2 separate regions of the Homo sapiens genome follow, and region 2 is linked to region 1. The links are chromatin loops, found by intact Hi-C in ENCODE. Cell type or tissue: IMR-90. All regions are shown on one strand. Each heading gives the region's core, and the rest is flanking DNA. Links, peaks and the distances in the headings are about the cores only.

Evidence for each region. Peaks named below come from ENCODE experiments on the same cell type or tissue, not always from the same donor. Only the 100,000 strongest peaks of a DNase experiment are listed, where the experiment ranks them.
Region 2: a loop joins it to region 1, with 5 times the contacts of the local background. A loop is called at or near these places in 2 of 110 quality-filtered maps.

What each region holds. Positions count from the first base shown.
Region 1 is chr9:98,601,027-98,611,060 of GRCh38, forward strand. The region is part of intron 1 of GABBR2 (gamma-aminobutyric acid type B receptor subunit 2); the gene reads right to left. It also overlaps the pseudogene SEPTIN7P7. Among named protein-coding and RNA genes, the nearest start is that of GABBR2, 100 kb to the right of the region's middle. RefSeq lists a silencer at 2,021-2,315 and an enhancer at 9,428-10,034. In IMR-90, for the core only: no CTCF peak of the experiment used is centred there; DNase peaks (open chromatin) are centred at 3,265, 6,275, 6,965 and 9,365; H3K27ac peaks cover 4,624 bases.
Region 2 is chr9:98,654,407-98,664,440 of GRCh38, forward strand. All of the region lies in intron 1 of GABBR2 (gamma-aminobutyric acid type B receptor subunit 2), which reads right to left. Among named protein-coding and RNA genes, the nearest start is that of GABBR2, 50 kb to the right of the region's middle. In IMR-90, for the core only: no CTCF peak of the experiment used is centred there; DNase peaks (open chromatin) are centred at 3,655 and 4,745; H3K27ac peaks cover 1,817 bases.

The DNA of each region.
Region 1 (10,034 bases), core at 1,457-9,456:
GCTCCAAATCCTCCCTGATCCCAGTAAACAGGACTGACCACTTCCACCCTGTGCCCCACTGACCTCATACAAACTTCTACAACAATAACAGTGCTGCTCAGACTGTCATAAAACACACAATTTCCAAACAAAACAAAACGTATCAGAATACCAATGTAGATTGTCAAATTTTATTTTCTCAAGTAAAGACATTAAAAAACAAAACATGGGCTGGGTGCAGTGGTTCACACCTGTAATCCCAACACTTCGGGAGGCCAAAAAGGGAAGATCATTTGAGGCCAGGAGTTTGGGACCAGCCTGGGCAACACAGCAAGACCTCATCTCTACAGAAAAATTTGAAATTAGCCGTGCATGGCGGTGCACATCTGTAGTCCCAGCTACTTGGGAGGCTAAGGCGGGAGGATCACTTGAGCCTATGAGTTGGAGCCTGCAGTAAGCTATGAAAATGCCACTGCACTCCAACCTGGAGGATGAAGCGAGACCCTGTCTCTTAAAAAAAGAAAATAATAAATGAAATAAATAAATCAATAAACAAATCCTAATGTCTGCTATCACCACAATTTAATTTTTTAAAGGACATAAGAAGGAAGGAGGAGGAGGGAAGGGAAGGCACCATCTCAAAGTGAAGGGTGTTCTTTAAAACAACAAAGTCAGCTCTGTTAAAAACTTACCCTTATTTTCCTCAGGGCACCATGGTCTCTTGAAGCTCTGTTAAGGCCAGTATGGGCCAAGGGCTGGTCATTGTGAATGTTTCCTGGTTTGTTCCCATCTCCCACTGGAAGCTGTGAGTGACTTTCAGGTGGGCACTGCCAGGCTGAGCCTGGAGATGCAAGTGTGGGGTAGTGGATGTCAAGCCCCAGCTGCCTGCGATTGCCAAAGTCAAGTACAGCACAAACAATGTGACCACAGGGAAGACCCTTAGCTGAGTTGCTGAGTTGGTTTTAGAAAGATTTTACTTGAACGGCTCTTTATTTTTTCATTGTTATTTTTTTGAGACAGAGTCTTGCTCTGTCACACAGGCCGGAGTGCAGTGGTGTGATGACAGCTCACTGCAGCCTCACCCTCCCGGGCTCAAGCAATCCTCCCTCCTCAGCCTCCTGAGTAGCTGGGACCACAGGCTTGCACCACCATGCCTGGTTAATTTTTTTTTTTTTTAATTGTTGGTGGCCGGGTGCGGTGGCTCACGCTTGTAATCCCAGCACTTTGGGAGGCCGAGGCAGATGGATCATGAGGTCAGGAGTTTGAGACCAGCCTGGCCAACACAGTGAAACTCCGTCTCTACTAAAAATACGAAAATCAGCTGGGCGTGGTGGCAGGCACCCGTAATCCCAGCTACTTGGAAGGCTGAGGCAGGAGAATCGCTTGAACCCGGGAGGCAGAGGGTGCAGTGAGCCGAGATCGCACCACTGGGTGACAGAGCTAGACTCTGTCTCAAAAAAAAAAAAAAATGGTAAATGTCTCATTATATTGCTTAGGCTGGTCTTGAACTCCTGAGCTCAAATGATCCTCCCTCCTAGACCTCCCAAAGTGCTGGGATTACAGGCGCGAGCCACTGCACCCAGCCTACAACTCCTCATTTTAATATCGCTCAGGAAGCACACCCTGCAATAACGATGATCATAATAATCCTAAAACAAACCTGCCCAAGCACTAGGGAACAATTTGAAATTGTTAATTGATTCAGTGGGAGGGGAGAAAACTGGAGGAAAGAGAGTGCAAGTTCTCACGGAGATGCTCGGTTTCTTTTTTTAGCAAACTACCTTGTGCCTGTCACAGTCTTCCCTGAAACACCCAAACATTCACTGGATTCCACAACGTGGGGCCATAGTCTGTACTGGAGAGTCCAGTATGCTACAGGCAGGAGCAGACATGGCCTGGGTTCAGCTGTGTGGCCTTAGGCAAGTCACTTTGCTTCTCTGGGCCTTCCAATCCTATCTATAAAGTGTAGTGATTCCTTATCTAGCTGTAGGGAGGGCCGGCAGACACAGGAAAACACAGGCTCTGGAAACACGAGGACTTGGCCACCCCCAAGGGACTACTGCTGGTATTCTTGTTGTTGCTAAGAAGACTGAATGCTCAGCAAATTTGGACTAAGAGAGAAATGGGTTTCATGTCAATAAATACCCCCACTCTCTCTGCCCCGTCTCCTACAGAGCACCTCATTTCATTTGCCAAGGCATTCCCTGTTTCAGAAAGATAAACAAGATCCCCAAAGGCTGGAAATCATTCTTCCAGCAACTTCCTCATTGTCCTGTTACAACTAAGATCTGGGTGGACATTCTCAGGCAAAGGATTTGGTCTGGAACTTTTCCACTGTGTTTCCTCAATGGCCAAGGTTCATTCATGCTAGAGAGAGGAGGAATTTAATATCGCTAATTACTTTTTAGGGAGCAGTTTCATCCTGGAAATTTTGAAATTGATTTCTTATCCAGTTTCCCCTTGGTTGATATTATTCTCTCAAGATCCTTACTGAACCTTCCAACAACACTTCTTTTATTCTCCTTCATGCTCCAGCTCTACGTTTGCTTTTTTTGTCCTCCCTCAAGGGCAAGGATCACCTCTCTGATTTTTGCCTCCCACCCTGGGCCTGGCACACAAGTCAGGCTCCACCAGTGCACTAGAGAAACAAAGACACAAAGATGTGATTTTCCCAAAGCATGCTTTCTGCAACTGCAGCTCAGAAATCTCAAACGGTTCAAGATAAGAAACTGGCCCAAAGCTGATTAATTTTGCAAAACAGACCTTCCAGGGTAGCACACAAGATCTTCAGAAAGAATATTCTGGTTCTTACTTCCCACTGAGAGCTTCAGGGACCATAATTAGAGCAGCATGGAGCAACAGACTCCGCTCTGGTTCACTAAACCCCAAGAACCTTCCTACCAACATGGACAAAAATAACGTCCCGTTCCATCTGAAAATATCACCTAGAATTCAGATGTGTGCTCTCTCATTGTGTTCTGTGCATTTTTAAGTAGCTCTGTTTGGCTGGGTTTTGACAGCTGGAAGCTGAGGCTTGGAGACCCGCCCGGGCACAGGGTGGTGCTTTTCAAAGATGCAGACCACTGCGTCAGAACCACCTGGGGGCTTGGTAAAATGCCGCTTCCCAAGCGCTATTCCAGACCTACCAAACCGGAATCTCTAGGGCTGCTCCATTTTTAATACACATCCCTGATGATCCGGGTACACACTAAAGTTTGAGACGCCAGCTCATTTTCCTGCCAAGGAGCTTTGCTTATTCCCCCACCCAACCTCCCACACACATCCATTTCATCGGCTTTATTGAGCAACAGTTTCTGCAGGACAGGACATCCATGCAGCTCTATGGAGTCACAGACTGCAGGTTCACCGAAGTTCTCAGTGTCTTGGTCTCTGCTCCAACATCGCCCTCACCCTTCCTAAAATAGCCACCAGCCATCCTTTGGGCTCCGAATGTTTGCTTTTGTTCCAGAAGATTGTGTTGTCATGCTTTTCCCTTCTACCCACAACATGTAGAAGGCTGGGCAGAGTAGGGCCTCAGAAATTGCTTACTGATTGACCAACACCTGCATAAATTGGAACACTCACTGGAAGATTGGTCCTTACATATGCATTTGTTTTTAATGCTGGCTGGATGCTCATACTAATAGAGACAACAATGGTAATCATAAGAATCATAATGCTGGTGAGAAAGATCTTTATATAAGGCCCTTTCTAGGTTACAAAGATATGTCACACATTTTCCCCTTGATAGTCATCTGTAACACTCAAAACAAACATTATCACACCCACTTTACTAATGGCAAACTGAGGCTCGGAGAGATTAAGTGGCTTTCCTGAGGACTCACAACTAGTTGTTTGCGGGGCTGGTACTCCAATCTAGACCCCTCATCTCCCAGGAGTCAATCATTCTTTCCCTGATCCAGTAAATAATGACTGAGCCCTCATGATATGCCATTCACCACACCAGAGCTAAGGACCAAGAGCCAAGGCTGACGTGGTCCCTGCCCTCCTGGTCTCCCACCCACATCACCCCTAATGACATGGAAGCTGCCATCAGCCAGGAGACAAGATACGTACATGGCAAGGCCAAAAGGCAGAACAAGTCAGGGTGTGCCCATGAGACGAAACCAGGGCAGCAATGCCCCTCTCCTTCTGTTGAGGCCTCCACAGGGATGTACAGTGCAACAGCGGAGTAGCCATCCCCAGGTCAGGTTTCCAACTGCACCTGCCCTGCCAGTCTCAGGTGCTGTGAGCCCCAGAGCTTGGAGGCAACAAGGGGAGCACAGCTCTCAGCATGAACACGGGGATTTTCAGAAAGGGTGGAGCAAGGTGGCCTTGGTATAAGCTGCCATTCCCCAGGACGGTACTGCAGATCTGCAGTGGGCCACTCGCCACCCTGAGGCTAAGCTTGCATCTGTATCTCAGGCTACGGACTCTCACCTGCCTTACAGAGCTACTGTATGCCCACATGAACGTGATGGGGAAACCCACAAGCCCAGCTTGAGGTCGGCAATCACCGTGATTCCTCAGGGGCCCACTTCCTTTTCTTAATGGATCTTCTAAGGGTCTAGGGACTGCTGCTGCCATTTGGGGCTATGGCAAGGAGTGCCTCTAGGATACCCTGCACATTCACATCTTTCTTTAACTGAGGCTTCAAACTGCGTGACATAAGCAGACTAGTCATGAGACTCCAGCACATCACTTAACCTCGTAGCATCCCATTTCTTCACCTGTAATTCGGGATAATGGAACTGTTCTCCTCGAGTTCATGTGAGGATTTTTTTTATTATACTTTAAATTCTAGGGTACATGTGCACAACGTGGTCTGTTACATATGTATACATGTGCCATGTTGGTGTGCTGCACCCGTTAACTCGTCATTTACGTTAGGTATATCTCCTAATGCTATCCCTCCCCCGTCCCTCCACCCCACTACAGGCCCCGGTGTGTGATGTTCCCCTTCCTGTGTCCAAGCATTCTCATTGTTCAATTCCCACCTATGAGTGAGAACATGCGGTGTTTGGTTTTTTGTCCTTGCTATAGTTTGCTGAGAATGATAGCTTCCAGCTTCATCCATGTCCCTACCAAAGACATGAATTCATCCTTTTTGCGGCTGCATAGTATTCCATGGTGTATATGTGCCACATTTTCTTAATCCAGTGTATCATTGAGGGACATTTGGGTTGGTTCCAAGTCTTTGCTATTGTGAATAGTGCCGCAGTAAACATACGTGTGCGTGTGTCTTTATAGCAGCATGATTTATAATCCTTTGGGTATATACCCAGTAATGGGATGGCTGGGTCAAATGGTATTTCTAGTTCTAGATCCCTGAGGAATCGCCACACTGTCTTCCACAATGGCTGAACTAGTTTACAGTCCCACCTCATGTGAGGATTTAAAGGGTAAATACATACAAACTGCTTGTAATAATGCCTGGCACATCAGAAGCACTGTGGTGTCTATTATCTTTTTTTTTTCTTTTTTTTTTTTTTTGAGATGGAGTCTCACTCTGTTGCTCAGGCTGGACTGCAATGGCACAGTCTTGGCTCACCGCAACCTCCACCTCCCAGGTTCAAGCGATTCTCCTGCCTCAGCCTCCCGAGTAGCTGGGATTACAGGCATGTGCCAACATGCCCGGTCGATTTTGTATTTTTAGTAGAGACAGGATTTCTCCATGTTGGTCAGGCTGGTCTCAAACTCCTGACCTCAAGTGATCCGCCCGCCTCGGCCCCCCAAAGTGCTGGGATTACAGGCATGAGCCACCGTGCCTGACCTATTATCATTTTTTTATGATAACTTTCCTTTTTTAAAAAAAAAGTACAAACAGTGCGAGAGCCACTGCTGCTGAGGAGAGAAGCGTCCACAGCAGCACCATGGGAGGTCTGATTGATCCACATGAATTCCTAGGCATTCAGACCTAAGAATCATCTTCTTCCTGCTTGCCCGCGGCTCCGCCTGCATCCAAACCGCTGCTCGCCCCATGTCGCTCGGTAGCTCAACAGAAGACCCCTGAAGGCTATGTGGGATTTGCCAATCTCCCAAACCAAGTATACAGAAAATCAGTTAAGAGATCTGGTTTTGATTCACGCTATGGTAGTGGGTGGAACAATCCAAAGTTTTAATCAAAGAAGGTGGTGTTCAGTTGCTGCTCACAATAGTTGATACCCCAGGATTTGGAGATGCAGTGGATAATAGTAATTGCTGGCAGCCTTACAATCGACTACATTGATAATAAACTTGAGGACTACGTAAATGCAGAATCGCATGTGAACGGACGTCAGATGCCTGATAACGGTGTAGCGTTGTTTATACTTCATTGCTCCTTCAGGACATGGACTTAAACCATTGAATATTGAGTTTATGAAGCGTTTGCATGAAACAGTATCATCTCACTTATTGCCACAGAAGACACACTCACACCAGAGGAATGCTAACAGTTTAAAAAACAGATAATGAAAGAAACCCAAGAACATAAAATTAAAATATATGAATTTCTAGAAACATAATAAAGAAGAAAATAAACTTGTTAAAAAGATAAAGGACCATTTACCTGTTGGTGTGGTAGGTAGTAATACTATCATCAAAGTTAATGGCAAAATGATCAGAGGAAAGCAGCATCCTTGGGGTATTGCTGAAGTTGAAAATGGTGAACACTGTGATTTTACAATTCTAAGAAATATGTTGATAAGAACACACATGCAGGACTTGAAAGAGGTTACTAATAATGTCCACTATGAGAACTACAGAAGCAGAAAACTGGCAGCTGTGACTTATAATGGAATTGATAACAACAAGAATAAAGGGCAGCTGACCAAGAGCCCTCCGGCACAAATGGAAGAAGAAAGAAGGGAGCATGTAGCTAAAATGAAGAAGATGGAGCTGGAGATGGAGCAGGTGTTTGAGATGAAGGTCAAAGAAAAAGTTCAAAACTGAAGAACTCTGAAGCTGAGCTCCAGCGGCACCATGAGCAAATGAAAAGGAATTTGGAAGCACAGCATAAACAATTAGAGGAAAAACGTCATCAGTTAGAGGATGAGAAAGCAAACTGGGAAGCTCAACAACGTATTTTAGAACAACGAACTCTTCGAGAACCTTGGAAAAGAACAAGAAGAAAGGAAGATCTTTTAAACTCTCTATTGACCACCAGTTACGTATTAGTTGCCAATATGCCAGCTTGGACATCAGTGTTTGTTGGATCCGTTTGACCAATTTGAGCCAGTTTTATCTATAATGATGGATTTAAGAGCATGACACACATTATTTTTGTTGTTGTTGTTCTTGATGGAGATTAAGATGCCGTCAATTGTCTAGGGTGTTGTGTACTTAGAAAGTAACAGCTCTACTTTTCCTACTTTTTCTTTTTCTTTTTTTATTAAACAGATTATCTTCAGTTGAATGCAAGATAACATTTTACTGTTGTATAATCATGTTCTGACGGTTTGATTGTTTACAAGATATTCCAAAATAAAAGGACTCTGGAAGGTTTTCATTGAGGATAAAAGGCCATAATATGATGCAAACTATGCTTCTCTATGATAATTATAATACAAAGGTTCCATTCAATGCAGTATATACAATAATGTAATTTAGTCTAACACAGTTGACCCTATGTTTTGACACTTCCATTGTTTAAAAATACACATGGAAAAAAAACCCTATATGCTTACAGTGCACCTAGAGCTTTTTTATAACAACTTCTTTTTGTTTGTTTTGGATTCTTTAAATATATATTATTCTCATTTAGTGCACTCTTTAGCCAGAATCTCATTACTACTTCATTTTTGTAATAACATTTAATTTAGATAGTGTTCACATATTGGCCCTGCTGAAATAGAATATAGCATCTTTCATATGGTAGGAACCAACAAGGAAACTTTCTTTAACTCCTTTTTACACTTTATGGTAAGTAGCAGGGGGAAAATGCATTTATAGATCATTTCTAGGCAAAATTGTGAAGCTAATGACCAACCTGTTTCTACCTATATGCAGTCTCTTAATTTTACTAGAAATGGGAATCACGGCCTCTTGAAGAGAAAAAAGTCACCATTCTGCATTTAGCTGTAATCATATATTGCATTTCTGTATTTTTTGTTTGTATTGTAAAAAATTCACATAATAAACGATGTTGTGATATAAAAAAATGTACAAACAACATGCATCAGTGGAGAATCTCTGCAATTGACATAGAATCATTTCTTATAAAACCATTGTTCCATCTCTTACAGACTGGCATCCCAGACAGCCTGAATTCTGCCCCCACTCCCCCTTCCAGCCCCTCTGTCACCCACCTCAGGTGCCCTACATCACAGTCATCTTGCAGTTGGCATTTCCCAAGCAGAATTTATCTTTTCCCATTTCTGTGCCTTTGCTCCTCACCTCCCTGCAGTTTCTCGCACCTCGAATGCCCTTACCCTTCCATCTATGAAATCCAAAGCATGCCCATATTTCAAGTGAACGTCGGGGAGGAGTGGGAATGGTCTCCTGACATTTCATTGGGTGATTTTTCCACATAACAGAGCACCTAACCCCTCCCAGCTATAACCCATCTGGGTGGGCTGAGCCCTAAGCCCTAAGCAATGAGTGGCAAAACTGGTTGAAGGGCAGGGCTCCAAGGTGGGTTTTTAGCAGTGAGCAAGGCATGGTTCAGGGGAGATGGTGCTCAGGGCCTCCAGCTTTCGGCCCCCTCAGAAGGGTGGGGCTGCTGGGAGTGGCCTGGGGCAGAGCTGGGCTCCAGGCTCCTTGGGTGCCAGTGGCACAGCCCTTACATCCTCAAAGTCTTTGTGATGCCCCGTCTGCTACCCTACTCAGTTTGTGTGGACGCTGAGAGCTCCAAACCCAGGCTCAGGGCCAGGACACTGGGCAGTGGCACTAGTGGTTCTGAAGAGGGCTTGCCATCGAAGCACTGGGAGGCTGTTTCCACAAGCCAAAAGGGCAGAGGGGCCATGGCCAAGATCAGAAACCCAGACACGGAGGCTGCACTTGGCAATGAAGGGGACACAGAAGCACGTGGATGTCAGGGGCTGTGGCTCACCATGCCCCAAACCAAACTCCTGTCCTCCCTGCGCCCCTCTCCCAGATGCCTCATTTCAGTGAACAGCACCCATCCTCCATCCGCCCCGCCTAGGAGGGCAGTGCAGCCTGCCAAGCGCTCCAGAAACTGCTGCCTGGACTCAACTCCCAGTTGGTGGCTTCCTGGTGGCGTGACAGTGGGCCCATTTAACCTCTCTGAGCCTCAGTTTCCTGCCTATAAAGAGAGGATGACAATAGTGCCTATTTCATGAGGTTTAAAATGAGTCAACCCATCTGGAGCAGTCAGGACACAGAGCCTGGCCCACAGCCTGCACTACGTGAGGGCTCACTTCTATAGTCAGGTCCTTAGCACTGCGCTGGCTGAAAGGCAGCCTGCAAAAATATGCATCCATGCCCTAACTCCTGGAACTGTGAATGCTGCCTTATATGGTAAAAGAGGGAATATTACCTTACATGGCAAAAATGTGATTTAGTGAAGGTTCTTGAGAGGAGGAGCTTATCCTGTAATATTCAGGTAGGCTATAAATCTCATGAGTGAGGCAGAAATAGACTAGACAGGCAGAAGAGAGAAGACAATGTGACCAGGGAGGTAGAGATTGGAACCCTGCAGACCCAAGTCAGGGAATGCCAACAGTCACCAAAAGCAGGGAGAGGCACAAAAGGATTGGTTTTCCCCCAGGGCCTCCAGAGAGACCCTGGCCCTGCCAAGACCTTGATTTCAGACTTCTGGCCTCTAGGACTGTGAGAAAAAAAAAAAACGTGTGCTGTTTTCAGCCACCCTGTTTGTGGCAATTTGTTCTGGCAGCCACAGGAAGCAAATACAAGGTGCCTCCTTAATCCCAGTTACTCAGGAAGCTGAGGCAGGAGAATTGCTTGAGCCCGGGAGGCAAAGGTTGAGTGAGCAGAGATTGCACCATTGCACTCCAGCCTGGGTGAAAGAATGAGGCTCTGTCTCAAACAAAAACGAACAAACAAAAAAAACAAGGTGCCTCCTTGACATCGCTCTCCCCACCTTCCACTGCTTT
Region 2 (10,034 bases), core at 845-8,844, 53 kb after region 1:
TCGTCATCATTCATTCACTTAACAAATATTTGCTGAATGCTTTCTATGTGCCAGATGGTGGGAACTCAACAGCATGCTGGCATGGAGCATACATACTAGTGGTGAAATGGATATTAGTCAAATAGTCAAACAAGCGGATGGGTGCTGTGGAAAAGCACCGAGGGTTAGAGGACATGCAACGACAAGAAGATCTGAAGGGGCGAGGCAGACATCCTTGAAGAAGTGACATCAGAGCTGAATTCAGAAGGCCTAGACAAGGGCAGTGGGGAGTAGGGAGCAGTCCAAGAGGAGAGAACTACATCATGTGTATGAAGACACAAAAAAAAGCAGAGCCCCTTGGTCTTCACCCAAAGGAGTTGAAAACTTATGTCTACACAAAAACCCACATACGGATATTTACAGCAACTTTATTTGTAATTGCCAAAACTTGGAAGCCACCAAGATGTCCTTCAGTAGGTGAATGGATAAATAAACCATGGTACATCCAGACAGTAGAATATTATTCATTGTTAAAAAGAAATAAGCTATCAAGGCATGAAAAGACCTGGAGGGTCTTTAAATGCATGTTGAATGAAAGAAGCCAATCTGAACAAACTACATACTGCTTGATTTCAACTACATGACATTCTGGAAAAGGCAAAACTATGGAGACAATAAAAAGATCGGTGGTTGGGCAGGGATAAATAGGGGAGCACAGGGGACTTTTAGGGCCGTGAAGCTATTCTATGTAATATGGTAATGGTGAATGCCTGTCATTATGCATTTGTCCAAACCCACAGAATGTACATCAAGAGTGAACCCTAATGTACACTGTGGACGTTGGGCGATAAGAAAGTATTGAAGTAGGTTCATTGATTGTACCACTCTGGTGGGGGATGTCGATAATGGGGGATGCTGTTCATGTGTGTAAGCAAGGGGTGTATGGGAGATCTCTGTATCTTCTTCTCAATTTTTCTGTGAATCTAAAATTGCTTTAAAAAAAAAGCCTTTAAAAGAAAAGAAAAGGTACAGAAGCTAGGGCTCAGAGAACAAGGAGACCAAAGGAAGAGATAAGAGTGGTGATGTGTGTGGGAATCAATCCATGTGGGACCTTAAGAGTGATGTTAAAGATTTTGGTCTTTCACATGCACACATGTTTATTGCAGCACTATTCACAATAGCAAGGACTTGAAACCAACCCAAACGCCCATCAATGATAGACTGGATAAAGAAGATGTGGCATATACACACCATGGAATACTATGCAGCCATAAAAAAGGATGAGTTCATGTCCTTTGCAGGGACATGGATGAAGCTGGAAACCATCATTCTCAGCAAACTAACACAGGAACAGAAAACCAAACACCGCACGTTCTCACTCATAAGTGGGAGTTGAACAATGAGAACACATGGACACAGGGAGGGGAACATCACACACTGGGGCCTTTTGGGGATGGGGGGCTACAGGAGGGATAGCATTAGGAGAAATACCTAATGTAGATCACGGGTTGATGGGTGCAGCAAACCACCATGGCAGGTGTATACCTATGTAACAAACCTGCATGTTCTGCCCATGTATCCCAGAACTTAAAGTATAATAATAACAGAGATTTTGGACTTTACCCTAGCTAACGCAAAGCCACTGGGAGTCCTAAGCAAAGGGTTGATATAAGATTTAAGTTATGAAAATATGGCTGCAGGGTATGGAAGGAACAGAGAGGAGGTCAAAGTGGGTACAGGGAGATAATTAGTAGGCCAGTGTAGTCACCAAAGAGCTGGGTGATCATGGCCTACAGCAGATAATGGCAGAGGGCAGGAGAAGTAAATGGATCCAGGAGATATTAAGGGTGGATATGGCGGAGAGGAGGAAGGGGTGTGGAGGAAGACCTGTAGGCCTCTGGCTTGCAGAAATGTGTGGATGATGGGGCCATCCCTAAAGAAAATGCAGGACCATGGAGCAGAACTAAATGGAAGGTGCTGCAGTCACATCTGACAGGCCTCACATCTGACAGGCTAATCCCAGCCTTGTGTTGCTGTCTTATTATAAAAAGGAAAAAAAAAACAACAGTTGAGCTGATATTTTCAGTAATAAGTGGGCAAGTACTTCAACATTTAATTTATATGTCACTAGTTTCAAAACTCATTTTAAAACCTTCCTATAATCTTACCAGGTTTACGTACACTGACATTATAACACCCAAATTATTTCTGATCTAAAAATAATTACCCCGTATGTTGCTTTGCCTGAAAAAGTGTTGAGAGAAATTATTGGCAAGGAATATTTTTCCATTGCCAAAGAACAGTGAGCCAGTTACCAGTTATGCCTTAACTCATTTCATCCATTCTTAAGGAAACCTATCAGAGGACAGCCACATTTCCAGAACACATTTAGGAGTGAGGGTGTCCCCACAGGAGGGCAGAGCACTGTGACATGATTATGGAAACAAAAAACATGGGGGAAGTCCAGACAAGAAGGGGTCAGCAGCAGGGAGGTTTATTAACAGGCAGCTGGGTAGGGGTGCTGGCAAGAGCAAAGCTGGCCCTAGATGCTGGATCAGAGGTTGCAAACGGGTGGCTCTTAGGCCACATTCAACCTTGAAATATGTTTTATTTGACTCATACAGTGCTACTTTTTAAAAACTGAGCCAACATTTTAAAAATCCAAATTTTCAGCTTCTCTTGAAAACTCAGTAGATCTGGTCAAACTGGGCCACGTTTACCTGTGGTAACAATCAATTGGAACTGAGCAGCCTTTGCCCCTGCAGAGGGGGAGGGCTCTCCCATCTACAACATTTCCATGATGCCCCATCTTTAGGGCTTTACCCAGCTTTAAGTGTCAGCTGACATTTATCATTGCGGTTGCAAAGTGTTGTTTTTCTTATGGTAAAGAAATATTTCTCTGTATCCATGTCTCTATTAAAAGTGAAAAACAAAACATAAACCAAGAAGACTGTACGTTTTCAAGAAAAATGGAGGGTATATTTCCTTACAGAATTAAAAACCCTCCCAGCAGGCGTTAACACACAGTGTGCCGTGGTCCATTTCCCTTACGCCTGTTCTCTTCATTCATTTACATTTATCTGGCCAGCCCCTGTGGAACCCTGGCCAGGGACTCAGATGTAAGGAAGGGACCCTGTTTTAGCGGAAGGGAATATGAAAAACACGTGGCCACAAAAAAGATCAACATTCAGTTATGAGAACCAGGATCCAGGGTGAGGGCCAACTCAGGTAACTCAATGATAGTGATTCTGATGACAGTGAAATGATATGGTTTGACTGGGTTTCCACCCAAAATCTCGTCTTGAATTATCATCCCCCAAATCTGCATATGGCAAGAGCGGGACCAGGTGGAGGTAACTGGATCATGGGAGCCATTTCCCTCATGCTGTTGTCATGATGGTGAGTGATTCTCACAAGATCTGATGGGTTTTTAAGTGTCTAGCATTTCCCCTGCTTGTTCTCTCTCTGTCCTGCCCCCTGTGAAGAAGATACCTGCTTCTCCTTTGTCTTCTGCCATGACTGTAAGTTTCCCGAGGCCTTCCCAGCAATGGGAAACTGTGAGTCAACAAAACTTTCCTTTATAAATCACCCAGTCTCAGGTATTTCTTCATAGCAGTGTGAGAATGGACTAATACAGTTACCAAGAGCCTTTACTAGGCACTGACTGCTTGCTAAGCAGCATGCTAAATACTTTACATATATTCCTTTTAACTCATTTTTCAGACAAGAAACGTGAGGTTCAGAGAGGATAAGTCATCCACCCATAGTCAAGTGATTAATAAACAAGGAAGTTGGGATCCAAACACCAAAACCCAAGGTCTACCACCACGGGCGGTTTCCACTGGAGATGCACACCAGAATCACCAAGGGAGGTATTTAGAAATACACAAGCCTGGGCCCCACCTCCAGAAGATTCTGACTGGGGCAGAGTCTGGGCATCCCTATTTATTTATAAAGCTCCCCAGGTGCTCCATGGGTACAGCTTCAGTGGAGAGCCACTGTGTTGAATGAATGAATGAATGAATGAATGAATGAATGAATGTATGCTGGTGTGACCTGGCTAACTCAAGTAACCGACTAGCTTTTCCCACTAGATGATGTCACCTGGACATGCCCTATATCAGTCTCCACATGAAGACAAATGCCTGCTCCCATCCACCGCTCTGTCAACCCTCCAGAGGCGGAACCAGCACTCTCACACAAAGACCAGTCCTTATTCAATGTGGCATCTTAAAAGCGGGTTCTTCCAAGGAACCACTGCCAGTATCCTTCAGGAGTAGGCTTCCTCCCTAGGGCAGTGTGTGCAGAGCACTTTGTTCAAGTAATGCAGAAGGAAAAAAGCCCTGGCTTGGGGGCAACATGTGACCTCATGAATGTCCCGTGGTAATAGTTGTGGCTCACAGGGATCACAAGCCACGTTAGTACTAGTCGTGAGACCCCCAACTCACCCAGAAGACCCTTATCTGGAACGAATGAGAAACAGAAAGGAAATAGACAAGAGCTCTGGGCAGCATTAAGGGATGTCATGCTCTGAAATTTAAGACTTTCCTTCATAAGAACTTTTCTTCCATGTACTCAAAGCCAATTTATTCTCACTCTGGGCAAAATACTCCAAGTCTGACCACATGAAATATTCACTTTATAAAGCTGCAATGGTGGTATTTTCTCAGCCAAGAAAAACTATTATACGTCTTGAGGCACTGGGTTGTTTTAGATATCATGGGTCATGAAACAGATCCTGTATATATTCTTGCTTTTTCCACTAGGAAGCTCAGGGCCAAATTTCTTATTCACTTTTGGCAATCATGCAAGACCTTTTGCATATATTTCTCTGTACTCACTTCATTCCTGTCTTCATTTTACAGTTCTCCCTTTTGCATATTTTACAATTTTCCAGCTGAGCTATTTATTTTAAAGCACTGCACTGGAAATGTTTATACATCTTTTTTGTTTGTTTTACATTGTTAACATTGTTTTATTCACTGGAGAAAATCAGACGATACAGATCAGGGGTCAGCAAATGTTTTCTGTAAAGGTCCAGATAGTAAATATTTTAGTCTTTGAAGACCATATAGTCACAGTCCCATATTATTTCTTCTTCTTTTTTTTTTAAACAACCTTTTTTCTTTTCTTTTCTTTTCTTTTTTTTTTTTTTTGACTGAGTCTTGCTCTATTGCCCAGGCTGGAGTGCAGTGGCACGATCTCAGCTCACTGCAATCTCTGCCTCCTGGTTCAAACAATTCTCCTGCCTCAGCCTCCCAAGTAGCTGGGATTACAGGCACCCACCACCACGCCCAGCTAACTTTTGTATTTTTAGTAGACATGGGGTTTGACCATGTTGGCCAGGCTGGTCTTGAACTCCTGACCTCAAGTGATCCGCCCACCTCGGTCTCCCAAAGTGTTGGGATTACAGGTGTGAGCCACCGCACCCAGCCTAAACAACCGTTTTAAAAACGTATGAACCATTTTTAGCTTGCAGGCTTAAAAAAAAAAATGATGCTGTAGTTTGCTGTCCTGTGATATGGATTAGAAACTCCATTAAACTGTTACTTGCCAGAAATAACCACTATTAAAATTATGGTACATATCCTTTAAGACATTTTATATGCATATTTTAAGTGAAATCTGCATTATATTATACACACTAATTTTTGGCCTTTTTCATCTAACAATAATTCCCTCATATTTTTCTATGTCAAAACTGGATACAGAAAACACTGTATAAATATTGCACAGCTATATCAATATTTATTCAATCAATTCTTTCTCCTCGAACATTTAGGATGTTTCCACTTTTCACTATAATAGATAATACTTCCACCATTACCTTAGGATAAAGTCCTAGAAATGAATTTTCTAGATCAGAGAAGATACAGGTTTTAAAGTTGTTTGATAAATATTCTCAGATCACCCTCCAGAAAAGTTATATCAATTTACACAACACTTCCACCAGTATGAAAATACGTATTTCCTTAATCTTCATCAATAATGGGAATTACCATTTTTTGCTTGTACCAACCTGAGAGTAAAAGCGTATCCTACTGCATTAATTTTAATTCAATTGATAGCTAGCACACATATTTGTGACTAAGTTCCACATTTTTAACTGCCTTTATTGGCCAATTGTATATATTCTTTGGTGAGTTTCCTACGGAGTCTGAGTTAGTTTCCTATTGCTACTATAACAAATCACCACAAAGTTATCAGCTTAAAACAACACAAATGTACTATTTTATCGTTCTGGAAATCAGAAATCCAAAATGAGTCTTACAGGGCTAAAGTCAAGGTTTTGGCGGGGCTGGTTCCTTCTGGAGGCTCTGAGAGGAAGCTCCTTGCCTTTTTCAGCTTCTAGAGGCCACTTCTATTTTTTGACTCATGGCCCCTTTCTTTCCTCACTCAAACTTCCTGGTTCTATGCCCGTGTCTCCTACTACTCACTCTGACCTCCTGCCTCCTTCTTATAAGAACCCTTGTGATTACCTGGGGCCTACCTGGATGATCCAGGATAATATCCCCATCTCAAGATTCTTTTTTTGTTTGAAATGGAGTCTCGCTCTGTTGCCTAGGCTGGAGTGCAATGGCACAATCTCAGCTCACTGCAACCTCCTCCTCCTGGGTTCAAGCAATTCTCCTGCTTCAGCCTCCGGAGTAGCTGGGACTACAGGCATGCGCCATTACACCCAGATAATTCTTTTTGTGTTTTTAGTAGAGATGGGGTTTCGCCATTTGGCCAGGCTGGTCTCGAACTCCTGACCTCAAGTGATCCACTCACCTCCGCCTCCCATAGTGCTAGGATTACAAGAGTGAGCCACTGCACCCAGCCGCAAGATTCTTAACTCATTACATCTTCAAACTCCCTTTTGCCATGGAAGGCAACATTCACAGGATCCAAGAATGAGGATGTGGACATCTTGAGGCGAGGCATTATTAAGCCTACACTGTGGGCCCTTTGCGCCTCGTGCCTTGGAGTGTTCATCTCTTTCTTATTTTTCCTTTTGTGTATTGAGACGTGTTGACTTTTCCCCCACCCCCCCGATATGGAGTCTCACTCTGTTGCCCAGGCTGGAGTGCAATGGCACAATCTTGGCTCACTGCAAACTCCACTTCCCAGTTTCAAGTGATTCTCCTGCCTCACCCTCCTGAGTAGCTGGGATTACAGGCGCATACCACCATGCCCAGCTAATTTTTGTATTTTTAGTAGAGGCAGGGTTTCACCATGTTGGCCAGGCTGGTCTTAAACTCCTGACCTCAGGTGATCCACCTGCCTCGGCCTCCCAAAGTGCTGGGATTACAGGCGTGAGCCACCGCGCCTGGCCTGTGATGACTATGTTAGTGGATGCTGCGGACCACTGCCCAAATTATCCATTTTGGACCACAGCACTCATTTTCCCAGCTGCTAGGTGGCTCACAAGTGAGTCTCTCCAGAAATTGCCTTGGCCTGAAGGGAGCTGTTCTGGTCTAGGTTAGGCCCCGTCCCTCAGAGCAGCCGGCATCCAGTGTGGGAATACAAAAGCCTGATCCCTTGCCTTGATTCAGGCAGCTCCAGAGCTCCCTGGAGAATTGGTCGAGGCTCCTATTGCAACCACATCGCAGCTCAACTTCTCCCACTTCAGTTCAACTTCTGCTTCACTTCAACTCTTCCCCCTTCCAGTCCTGCTTCCCACACTCTTACAGGTGTTATTCCTAACAGCACTTGCCAAAGAAAAGTTCCTACATACAAATCTTAGAATCTCAGTTTCCCAGGGAATCCAACCTAAGGAACTGGCTTCAGAAATCGTTTTCAGAGCAAAATCTAATATGAGATTTTGGAGCTGGCAGTGAGAACCCCACTGTTGGTGGTCGGTGGGACACTCATAGCCTGTGGCATGCTGAAGCAGTGAAATTGTTCAAACTTTCACCATGGCCAGCTGGAATGGAAGATGGGTAGGGCACTATCACAGGCATTTGAGAGGTTTGAGTGAAGCAATGATCATAAGGAACTTGGAATCAGATGGCTGTTGCTGGGTACAATCAATGTGCTGGGGAAAGATGAAGAGAGGCTGAGAATGATTAATCACCAATTTCAGAGGAGTGTGAAAATCGAAGACACTTCTTAGTAGCATATAAAGAAACTCACATCTCATGTAGATGAAGGGCAGAAAAAGCTGAGGACCCCAGGAGTTATTTAAAAGGGGAGCAGAGCTCCAGAGAAGGGTAAATTTCCAACCCTGACAAATCTGCTATGCTGAAATCAGGGCTCTAATTGGAGAACAGGGCCTGAGACTTGGAATGGAGACACCAGGTCAATTTACCTGAAGACCCTGCTCTCCAGATTCTCCTGAACCCCCAGGCCTGCAGTACTGACCCACTCCTCCCTAACACAGGCTAGGGTGTCACCTTGCTTAAAGATGATCCAAAGATGCTATCATACGTGCCCACCCCAGGCACGTGTATCCCCCCATCTCTTCCTGACCACCAGGCCAAAAACTAGAGTCAAATCACAACACAGCCAGACATGGAAGCCCAGACAAGGTAACACACACCAGAGCTGTGCGACCCAGACAGCATGTCCCACAGGAGCCAAGAGGTGATATGTGGGACTGAATTGTGAGAGTGGTGGCTCATGAGGGAATGGAGCATCAGGTTGATTAAGGATGGGTTGATCATGATGAGAGGACCCTCCCATGATACAGAATATAATGCCCTAGTAAGTATCCTGAGACAAGGAGTTAACACAATGGCTCTTACAAGCCTGGCCTACGCTAAGTGAAGTAGAAATGCCAGAACTGTCATCAAGACAGTGGAGGGAGAAATCACAAAGCTCATGGAAGTAAGCTCACTAGAGAGGAAATTTAACCAAGGCCAGGAGACCATGCGGGGACAGGCAGGGGTGGGGTGGGGTGGGGTGGAGCAGAGGGTACTGGAGGAAAGGCACAGGGTCATGGAGATATTCAGTGCTGGCTCTTCTCTGCAGACCGGGGATGATGGCAGAAAACTCTGTTACAGAACTGGTCTACCTGATAGCAATCGGCATGATAGAATCCCAAATACTAAAAGGCCAGACAGCAGCACTTCACTGTCAAAAGCAAGGTGGGTGCAACTGTCATAATTAGCGGCAAGGTCAGAATAGCAGTCAGGGGCCTGGTCCACAGAGATCTAGGAAGACGTTTAACAGAATGGTGTTCCTCAGGGAAAGATAGATGGGCAGCCAACAAAGGTAGTCCTTCATTTATGGAGCCAAAAACTGAAAAATCAAAAATGAATGATCAGGAGGCTGAAAGCAGCTGCCCCACTAAAAAAAAAAAAAAAAAAATTATGATCCCTTGCCCAGTTTATGGACCTGAGACATTTTGCAGACCTGAAAGCCTCCGTCTGAAGGAAGGCCTAGGTTCCCATGAGGAAAGACCCTGTAACATCATCACAACAAATATATATAATAATGACTCCCTCTGTCTTTCTCCAGAGGGACATCCCAAATTTATACAAGTAATCATAAACTGGGGAAAGAGAAATACCCAGACATTTTGAGGATTGTTAAATACACAGTCTGAGTTGATACTGTACCCAGGGACACAAACATGGCCACCTTGTTAGAATAGAATTATACTAGGGATAGCTAAGAAAAGGCATCCCGGCCCAGGTCCAGATCATAATGAGTCTACTAGGTCCACAGACCCACCCAGTGGTATGTCCCTCTTGTCAAATGTGTGATTGGAAAGGCCATGTCTGGGCGTCGGCAGGATCCCCACACTGGTTCTCTTGTCTATAGAGTAAGAGCCATCAGAGTTGAGCAAGGCCGAGCAGAAGCTTCTGAAACTGTTTCTCCCACTTTCCTAGCCAAAATATTATGTCAAAAACAGTACGGCATCCTGCTGGGGGTGGGAAGAGAACGGCACAAAGACCTAAGAATAAACGGCTAGTGATCCCCATTGTATTCCCATTTAATCCACCAGCCTAGCCTCTTCAAAAACCAGATGGATCCTGGTGGATGACAGTGGACCACTGCAAAGTCATCCAAGTAGCACCTCAATTACACTGCTCTCCCAGAGCACTAGCTTTGCTAGATCAGATTAACGC